2 separate regions of the Homo sapiens genome follow, and region 2 is linked to region 1. The links are chromatin loops, found by intact Hi-C in ENCODE. Cell type or tissue: stomach. All regions are shown on one strand. Links, peaks and the distances in the headings refer to the core of each region. The heading gives the core; the rest is flanking DNA. Region 1 overlaps LOC105369812 (a long non-coding RNA gene). Region 2 has its middle 78 kb from the start of LINC02420.

Evidence for each region. Peaks named below come from ENCODE experiments on the same cell type or tissue, not always from the same donor. Only the 100,000 strongest peaks of a DNase experiment are listed, where the experiment ranks them.
Region 2: a loop joins it to region 1, with 2.3 times the contacts of the local background. A loop is called at or near these places in 59 of 110 quality-filtered maps.

The regions. Positions count from the first base shown.
Region 1 is chr12:67,428,789-67,434,173 of GRCh38, forward strand. All of the region lies in intron 3 of LOC105369812 (a long non-coding RNA gene), which reads left to right. Among named protein-coding and RNA genes, the nearest start is that of LINC02420, 11 kb to the right of the region's middle. In stomach, for the core only: no CTCF peak of the experiment used is centred there; a DNase peak (open chromatin) is centred at 2,203.
Region 2 is chr12:67,362,313-67,367,697 of GRCh38, forward strand. No RefSeq gene overlaps it. Among named protein-coding and RNA genes, the nearest start is that of LINC02420, 78 kb to the right of the region's middle. In stomach, for the core only: no CTCF peak of the experiment used is centred there; no DNase peak of the experiment used is centred there.

The DNA.
Region 1 (5,385 bases), core at 274-5,273:
TTTATGGAGCACATCTTTGCTAAGGTGTGCTCTATATGTGTGTTAACTCTTTAAAGCCTCACTATAATCATCACCATATCACAGAAAAGGAGACTGAGGTGCAGGAAGTAACATGAGGAGGTCACAAAGCTGGGAGAAGACATCTTCAAGTCCTGGTTGCTTCATTTCAGAATTCCTTCTTTGGGCCACTGCACTCCTCTACCATAAGGCTGGACTGCACTGAGGAATAGAGATGTTCCCCCATTGCTGACTTCCTGATGAAGCTCCTCTGAATTTCCTTAGTCTGAATGATGCATAATTAAGGAAATGTACCCCTAGGGAAGGAATGGCTCCAAGGTCAAGATCAAGTCTGAGTAGTGAGTTGGGTATCAAATCTTGTTTTTGCCACTCTGCAGAGTGGGAAGAACACATTGTTTTGGAGATGTGAGACACTGTGTAGGAACAAGCTTGTGTCCATGATGGAAACCCCATGAGGAAAGTCTACCTTTTTGGATAATTTTCCTTTAGGTGATGTGTACAGATTTAAGTTCCATAAGAAGAAAATGTGGTGTTGGCTCCTTGAGTTACCCTGGTTGTTCAGACGAGACCCATGCCTTTTGCTCCTCTGTGGTGATGCTATGGAGAATGAAGGGTCTGGGCACTTGATTGAAGTATAGCCAGTACCACATCAACCTCTTGTCTGAATCCTTGAAAAGGGAGAAGTATCCATCTAAGGGGATTGTCTGGGAGTTCTGGATAGTGATCAATGGAGGAGAGGCCTACGGAAGTAGAAAGGAGAACAACAGGGTGCTCAGAGCAAGTTCCAATTCAGAGAAGTAATGTGAAATAAATCTCCCCCTTCCCAATATATTCTTAAAGAATCTGACCCATACCTGGGCAGTAGGAGAAGAGGATGCTTGGGTTAGATCTTTCTTCAGTAAAGACCAATGAGACTGTCACGTCCTTCATGCTTTCAAAGACAGCAAGTCAGAGTGAATTTTGTGTATCCTATTGAATGGGATTTGGCAGAGACAGAATTGAGGGGGCCCTGCTAGATCTGCAAGGGCAAGGAGAGTGCAGACATTGAACTTTGTTTGGAATCCTGGCTGAGGTGTCTTAGGTAGGCAGTGAGGAAAGCCAGTAGTCTCAGCTTCAAGGGCAAGTGGAGTCTAGAATAAAGAATAAAGGGGGTAGTCTGGTGGTGAGAACAACATCAAGAATCAGGCATGGCAACTCAGAAAAGCATCCTGGAGAATGCTTTAGTATGTCAGACTTCGTATGGAGTAACTTTCATCTGAGGACCATATAAATAGCAACAGAATAGCAATGTTTACCAGTCTTCATTCATTTTACAAAAGCATATAGAAGGCTTCATGTGTGTCTGGCCTTGCATTAAGCTCTGGAGACACCTGCAATTAGAAGAGCCTGATCTTGTTTTGAACAGTTTATAGTCCAGGGGTGATCTGGAACATCAACATGATGGTTTCTAAGTTTATTGATGGGATACACACAGGTGCTCTGGGCTCATAGGAGGGTACACAACCTAGACTTTAACTGGGAGAAGTGATATCCAAGAAGACTTCCTAGAGGAAGTGGTATTTAAAGGGAGGCCTGTTCAGGAGGGAGAGGCTACAGTTGAGGCTGGAGAGAAACCATCAGGGTCAGATCGTAATGGGTTTTATGGCAGCCTAGGAGGTAGGTAGTGCTGTCATTATTTTATAGCTAACGCCAGTGAGCTCAGGGGGTTAAGTGACTTGCCCTGAATCAAACAGTGCAGGGGACAGACCTGGAATTGGATCTAAAATCTATCTTACCACAAAGATGAAGCTCTTTCCACTCCACTCCTCTCTGTGCTTTTTAATTTGGGAAAAGTTTAATGAGCTAAAATTTTTACCCCCTCAAAATTATGTGTCCATCTCTAATAGGCCTCTCTGTCCCACTTTGAGCTAAAAGTCATTGCATCCTCTCAGGATCAAACAAATTGAAATTTATTTTAAAATATTCTTCGCCGATCCTAGTGGAGGCAGCAAATCACCAAAAACTCAGCTCAGGGCATCGGCCTAATGCCTCCGTGAGGGAAGTCTTGGAAGAGCCGGGTCACATCTGTGTTCCAAGTGAGAGAGTCCAGAGAGAAAAGCACACAGCAGTTTCTTTCATAAAAATGTTAAAAGGACTAGTTTGTTCATGACCTTGGTTGATTAGGGTCAGGTACTTGACATAATAATGCTTAATATATCAGAAAAATCTGTGTTTGCTCACTGGCCCATGCGCCTGATCCGGCTTCCCCAGCTGTAACTTCTCAGGACTCAGCCCTCGGGAAATGCAAGTCAGTTTGAGCTGTTTTTTTGTTCCCCCTCCCTTCCCAGTTTGGTGCAAAATCCAATGTAATTTTGGCATTTAACCACTGATAAGTGAAAAATAAAGTTCATTGAAAGTGAGTGTTGTCATAGTTCATAAGAACTCACAGTCCCTGCATCTGGACAGCTGCCTTCTTGGCCAGACATCCGATGACAGTCTTTCCATTTTATCACAAGGCTTTGGACTTCAGTCACTCTATGTTTCCCTCCCTGAGGCAGTGCAGACCCTGATTTGTCTTAGACAAAATTAAGAAGCAGTCAAAGAATGCCTTTAGGGCCATCAAACTCCCCCTTTTCCCTCTCGTATGGAGTTTCACACTCAGTGGCTTAGGTGCCCAGCATGCCATGATCTTTCTCTCCTTCCATTAAAACGATGACCAGGAAAGAATCTGAAGCATAGTCATTGGAAGGGAGGAAGGAGTAATTATGACAACAATAGCAGCTAACACTTAGATAGCACATACCATGGGCAAGACAAACGATTCTGAGTTTCATGTGCATTGACTCACAAATTGCTCCAATAACTCTATGCATTACAGAATATCATTATCTCCTTATGACACAGAGAGGTTAGTTTACTTACGTAAGGTCATGTAGAAGGTTGTAGAGACATGATTTGAACCCAGGAAGTCTGGTTTCTTCCATGTACTTAACCATTATATTTGAGAATGAACGTGATTAGTTGGCCAAGATGTTGCAAGCACTGTGCTAGATACTGTAATGTGTTATATTACTTAACATTCCTAACTAGCTTTTGATAAAGGTTTTAAAACCTCATTTTACAAGCAAGATAGAGAGGATAAATGATTTGCTAGGATTTCATACCTAGTAAGTGTCAGGGCAGAAATCTAAATTATGATCTGAATGAGTGCAAATTCCACATTGTTTCCACCGGAGCATTTCTGGATCCAGAACATCAATCCCAGGGTAAGTGTCACTCTCTTTTGATATGGCTCTCACCTGAAACCTCAGCACTCCAGGAGGCTAAGGTGGGAGGATTGCTTGAGGCCAGGAGTTCATGACTAGCCTGGTCAATATAGAGAGACCACGTCTCTGCAAAACAAAAATTTACAAAAAAATTAGCCGGTCAGAGTGGTGTACACCTGTAGTCCCAGCCACTCGGGAGGCTGAGGTAGGAGAATCACTTGAGTCCAGGAATTTGAGGTTGCAGTGAGCTATGATTTTGTGCCCCTGCACTCCAACCTGGGCAACAGAGACTCTGTCTCCAAAAGAAAAAAAGTATCAGAGCATTAAGTTAGATGATAGGAGTAGTAGTGACCTGTAGGTAGGAGAAACATTTTATTTGGTGGGGGTGGGGGGGCAGGGGTGATGAGAGTTTCTTGGCCCTAGAAATTACACTCTGTAGGCTGGTGTCTACTCAGCCATGCTAGCACGCTAGCCTCACATAGAAGCTTTTTCTCTGCAGTTCTAGCCCACTGTATTTGACTGGCCTCACCCCAATAGTTCACAGCTTCCCCACCCCCAAGTCACCATATCTGAAATTAAACTTGCTTTCCTTATATTCCCATCTAGGGTTAATAGTGTTGCCTAAGGTTGAAATACCCCTTCTCCTTCACCTGCCACATTTAATCAGTCCCTAAGTTCTACAGATTCTGCCTTTTACCAACGTTTCTAGTCTATTCTCTTATGCCTCATCACTCACACTGACTTTGTTTAGATCATTCATCATCCTTTGCCTAAATTATTGTAGTTGTCTCCCAAGTGGCCTCCTTACTCTGAGTTTTTCTCTCCTTTACTCTATCCATCATACCGCCCCTTGTGTAATTGCTCTAATATGAAAATCTGATCATGTCACTTCCTTGCCCAAAATCTGTCTGTTGCAGGACCCTAGCACTTACATAATATTTCCTCAAACTGCATGCTAAGGGCTTCAGTGATGTACTCTTGGGACTGAAGGTATCATCAGAAATTAAAAAAAAAATACTTTAATTTCAAGGACAGTTTAAAATTTAAATAGATGCATCTTCTAGATCATTGGATGACTGTTTGTATAACTAAATGCTGCCAGTTGATTTGTCTTTACAACTGCCTTTGCATTTAAAATTACCCTGAAGACAGGCTGGGCATGGTAGCTCATGCCTGTAATCCCAGCACTTTGGGAGGCCAAGGTGGGTGGATCACCTGAGGTCAGGAGTTTGAGACCAGCCTGGCCAACATGGTGAAACCTGTCTCTATTAAAAATATAAAAATTATCCGAGCATGGTGGCTTGTGTCTCTAGTCCCAGCTACTCGGGAGGCTGAGGCACAAGAATCGCTTGAACCCAGGAGATGGAGGTTGAAGTGAGCTGAGATTGCTCCACTGCACTCCAGCCTGGGTGACAGAAAAAAAAAGAATTACCCCAGAACCAAACATATAGACAAGGGAAGTGCTGGCCATGTGACATCACCACAGCCTCTTTGAATGGTTGGTTCCAAGCTAGTATGACTAGGGAGGAGTGACATTACTGAGTCATTGCTCAGCACGTCACGGAGACAACCTGAACTGAAAATATTCCACATGCTTACAGTCAGTACCACATTCCTAGGCAGCAGACATTTTGTTTCAGTAATATTCGTTGCATTAAATGAATTTTGTTAATTTGCATTTAATTGGTTTTACATTATAATTCTTTTGGATTTATAATTGCATAAGGTATACACACTGGGAAGTTATACCCCATGGTTAAACTAAATTTGGTCTGAGAATGCCTCCCTACCTTGAGTGCCTAGGTAACAAACTACAACCTAACTTAGTACACACACAAACTGAAAGCCTAACTAGGAGTAAAGTCTCAGCCAATCACAGGCTACCAACTGATCAGACCATGTGCAAATAAAGCAACCACTGAGCTGTAACCAATCAAGCTGTTTCTGTATCTCACTTCTGTTTCCTGTCCATAAGGCTGCCTGTCCAACCTTGTGGACCGAGATCTCTGAACCTCTTCTGCTTCCGAGGGCTGCCTGATTCACAAATTGCTTATTGCTCAGTTAAACACTGTTAAATTTAATTCATCTGAAGTTTTTTTTAACATGCTTTATGTTTGTATAT
Region 2 (5,385 bases), core at 143-5,142, 67 kb before region 1:
ACCTTGCCTAATGCAGTTCTTCCATGCGACTGTTCTTGAGTTGTATCGTTTAGAATAAGCCTGTGAATGTAAGCAGTGTTTTCCTGAGTTCTGTGAGTTTTGCTAGGAGCTGTGAAAAAAAGTTCTCTGAAAAAGGAATTTGGAGGAAAGAGACTTTTTTTTCAGCAAATAGTTTGCAAACTGGCAGAAGCAGCCTTTGGAGTAAAAGGAAGATACCTTCCAGAGAGCAAAGAGAGTGTTTGAGCTTTATAGCAAAATTCCGGCCCAGGTTCCCAATTAGGTCTGTTCATACGAATGAAGGATTGAAACACGCTTAGTTCTGATTGGTTGGCACAGCTAAGTTCCGATTGGTCAATACAGCTGAGCCCTGATTGGTTGACACAGCTGATATTTGATTGGTTGGCTTCCAAGCCCCACACTGGAAGTCTGTCAGATGTTTCTTTCAAACAGCCAGTAGGGGTGTATTGGGCCACAGTTTATCTTGGTACCAAAAACAGGAACTAGTTTGGCTTGATTTTAGAAAGGGAGGTCCTATGGTACTTTTACAATATCTTTCTGAGAACACGGAGTACCTGACTGCTCCCTCACGCTGCCATGCTGCCTGGTTCTGTTTTAACTTTGAGCACCTAAAAATGACCATTTGTCAAAATGGGAACCCCTGATTTATAGCCAGTTGGTCAGAAGCATGGGAGGTCTGAACTTCGGATTGGCATCTAAAATGAGGGTAGCCTTGTCGTGGGGCTGGGCCCTTAACCTATGGAATCTGTTGCTAGCTCCAGGTACATAGTGTCATAATTGAATTGTAGGACACCTAGTTGGTATCCTGAGAGTTAGAGAATTGGTTAGTGTGAGACCTTCCTCCCCTCACCAATGTTTGGTGTTCTGTGGATAGAAACAGATCACAGTAGCTAGAAGACACACAAGAGACCTGAATACATTGTAGAGGGCCAGGCAAAACCATTGCAGGGGAGGAAAAATTGCCTCCTTCTACCTTTCTAGGTTCTTGCTGGTGTAGAAATTAAATTGACATAGGATTAACAGAAGAAAACAATTTTAATTATGTGCATGGGAGTCCCACAAAAGTATGATACCTAAAGAAGTTGTCAGATGATTAAGGTTTATGTGTCACCTGGAACTACAGAAAAGAATAGAGATTTGGGGTTGGGGGACAAGAGTGGAGGCAAATTACAGGAGGCTGGGAGGAAAGGCCAAATTAAGAGGAGATGGCCATGAAAAGCAGGTTAAACAAAAGTAAGATTTGTTATGCCTTCACCATTGATTGAGTCTCGAGATTTAGTTGTCTTTTTCTTTCTGGTGCAGAGAGGGAAACACCATTACAAATGGAAGTTTTCTTTATTGATGTAAATTTCTCTTAAAAAGGGTAACTTTTTAGACATTCTGTGTCTGCAGTTTCTCAGAATAACCAGCTCAAAATAATCAATATGCCAAAAAGGCACATTTTAGGGTGGCATATTCTGATCTCCCGCAGTCATATTTTGGTGTGGTGTGTCCTGAACCCATCATTTGTTCTTCAACATCAGCAAAAACCTGGAGAACTCAACCATTGCTGAGGCTTATTTGCAATGGTCAGCATCCAGTCTGGAAAACAGAACCCATGCCAGGCAGTAGAGGGCATTTATTATGGAAACTAGTTGAAGAGGCATTGGAAAAGTGAAAAGGGGGAAAAGGTGAGGCAACCTCGAGAGTAACAAAAGCAAGAAGACTTCATCACTCCTAGAGCTTCAGTAACTCCCTGTGGGCAAGATGTTCAACCCAGCTACTCTGTATTTCTCTAAAGTACTGGTTATGTAACAAGGAAAAGAGAATGGAGGTATCTGAGGAATAAAGACTCACTGATAAAATGAATGAGAATGAATGTAAGATTTGACCTTACATTAAGTCAGGAGTGGTAAAGCAGCCAGGGGCAAAACTTTGAGAACAGCAGCCAAGGGGGAATGGTCTTGGAGAGGCCTGGGACTGTTCTGGCCAGGTGAGGTGGTCTCCACCCACAGGGAGGTGAGGATTTGGACTCAGAGCTCTTGGCTTATCTCAAGTGTGAAAGAGAACCAGCTGTGTTTATTTACATTTCTAGGAGAAGAAGCTATCTGGGAGGCCATTCTTGACATGCAAACCACCTGGGGGGTCTGGCACCAGCATTTCTGGTGGCACTATTGATGTTGGCAGTTCTAATTACTCCAAAACACTTTTTCCCAGAGAGCATCAGTGAGGCCATAATTAAGGCAGGGTGTGAAGAGGCTTTGAGGAAAAATTCTCACTGTGCTTCAGTGGAGTTAATGCTTATTTTCTGCAAGTGATATTTCAAGAAGATAAGAACAGGTTCTAGTTTCCCCTAATATCCTCACCTAACTTCATCTAAAGAGACAGGTCTCAGCCAAGGTCTGCTGGTACTTTTGGGGGAAGTGTTCCCATCGTTTCCATCATTCTCTGCTTTGAGCTATAAGAAATGAAAGGAAAAAAATCATTTGAGACAAGATAAACAAAAAGAAATGATAGCTTTGTAAATGGTAATATATACTCCTACAGCATTGGTGTGAAAATACTATTTCCTGCACTATCAAAGCCAAGGTCAGGGATTTTATTTTAGGCAAAATTGTAAATGACGATTCAGAAGTCATTTAGTTAATAGAGGTACCCCTTGCCCTATTTACACTTTTCCCGTCCTCATTAACTTCTCCACCACTGTTGCTACCATCATAATTTATTTGGGGGGTATTGTGTGCTAGGATTTGTAAAACTGGTTGACTTTCTTGCTTATTAACATTTTTTATAAAAATATTTGAGGTAAGATAGGTTGAAAAAGATGACAAACAGTAAAATCCAGGGATTATTTGTGGATTTCACCATTCTGGGCCTATCCTATTCTTTTTAATCATCTATAAGCATTTATGATTATAATGCAAGGAATTCTTCATTTCTGGAAGTTATTATTTTTATCTTTTCTGGAAGTGAAATTACTTTTGGAATTCAGTAATTTCTTATCTGAAGAAAAATGTTCTCTTATCACAAATTCCCACTTTAGGACAAAAATGCTATTGAAGTTACAGTATTTAAATTTTTCTGTGGGATGAAACTTTGATTTTCATACTTTCAACTGGCATTTCTTATACAGTTGTGGTGCTGGGGGAGAAAAACATACAGCCAATGGGTCTCCAGAAGAAAAGGTCCCTAGAGTATTAACCCCTTCCTTCCACAGAGGAAGCCATACTCACGAGTGCACTTTGCTCATTGGGTAGTCAAAGCCCCATGAGCAGCCTAAATGCTATAATTTAGGAGGTCCCAGTCCTAACCTGTCCTTGTCCCCAGATGCCTCTCCCATGCAAAAAAAGTCTTCTGTTCGATGGCTGCCTGAAATTCTGCCCATTTGTTCTTTGTTTGAATTATCATCCTGGGCTTCTTTTTAAAATGCACATATTTCTGGGTGGGTTAGACAGTCATTGCCAGATAAGAATTGATTTTCAACCAGATTGCTTTCTGGGGACTCTAAGGCTTCTTGGAGGTTATAATGCGAGACAACACAGGGCAGCATTTCTGGAGCGTCTTTGAGGGGGCCAGAGAGAAAAGTGCCAAGCTGTGTACAAGGAGCATGCAATAGCAAAGAAGGCACCAGGGCCAATTTGGCTTATTGGAAATTTTGCCCAGAACATATCCTGTTGTTGACTGAACCATAACTACTACTAGAAATAATATTCCTCATTTGCAGAACTAGTAAAAACATCTTTGGAACTGTATTTCCAATTAAATGAATGACTATTTATTAAGCCATTATCATATACGGGATATTGAGTAAGGTAGTGTTGGTATTTACTGAGCATCTATTTATTACATGATATAAGTTTTGCATACATTATTTTACTTAATCTCCTCATCAACCCATTTTGCAGGCGATGAAACCTAAAGCAAGAGAAGTCAAGTTACTAGGTAGGGAGTGACAGACCTAGAATTCAAGTCTAGTTCTAGCCTTGTATTTTTAGAAACCATGTTTCTGAGCTTTTAATCAGGTCTGTGTGAAACTGCCTTTGCAAAAATTATGAAAGAGAAAAACCTGATTTAGGAAAATTATGACAATAAAAGAAATCTGACCTAACTGATTTCCTCTTGCTTTTAACCCTAAGCTGCCCTTGTTCATTCCTGGGAGTAGGCTAACTATGGGAAGAATTTAGTTATAGTTCAATTTAGAAACAAAGGATACAAACTCCTTCCTTGTTTGTACATCAGACTGCCTTTGTAAAACTAACCAATTAGCCACAAGATTAGAAATTATGACTCGGGAGTCATGCAGCCAGAGGCCACAAGATTCCTAACCTCCCAGCTGGATAACATCACTATTGTAAAATCTAAGATTGGTGTTCGAGGTATTTTTCAGATCCTGCATTCTGACGGACCAGCTGGTGCCACTTAGACCAATAAATTGCTTCATCTGGTCTTGTGGGCCCCACCCAGAAATTGACTCAGGACAAGAAGACAGCTTCGACCCCCCACTGCGTGATTTCATCCCTGACCCAACCAATCAGCATTCCCCATTTCCTAGGCCTCTGCCTGCCAAGCTATCATTAAAAATCCCTAGCGTCCAAATTTTCAGGGAGCTGATTTGAGTGATAATAACCTCCTGTCCTCTTGCTTAGCTGGCTCTGCATTTATTAAACACTCTGTTGCAAAAACCCACTGTCCTTGGTGCATTGGCTCTTCTGAGCAGTTGGCAAGATGAACCTTGGGTGATTACATATGTGTCTAGAAGAGAGCTAATATATTGTGGTGGGATCATCTTTCTGCAGAGCACATAACACTTTTTAAAAAGCACTGAGTAATTACATGATGGGGAAATACCATAGACAATCTAGTGCCAGGTCTTGTGTGTCTCCCTTGGGTAAAATTATCTTCTATAATAAGGTCATGTTAATTTTTTAGATGCAAATAACATGTACATAGGATATGAGACATTGCAGAACTCACAGCTGAGGTACACATGTGCTGCTAGTTAAAAACATTGAGAGACGGCCGGGTGCGATGGCTCACACTTGTAATCCCAGCACTTTGGGAGGCTGAGGCGGGCAGATCGCCTGAGGTCAGGAGTTCGAGACCAGCCTGGTCAACATGGTGAAACCTTGTCTTTACTAAAAATACAAAAATTAGAGAGGTGTGGTGGCAGGCGCCTATAATCCCAGCTACTCGGGAGGCTGAGGCAGGAAAGTTGCTTGAACCCGGGAGGCAGAGGTTGCAGTGAGCCGAGATCAAGCCACTGCACTCCAGCCTGGGCGACAGAGTGAGACTCCATCTCAAAACAAAACAAAATTTTGAGAGACATTTTGTTAAAATATTGAAGAACATATTTTTACAAGCAAATATATTTAATGAAGCCATAATTCC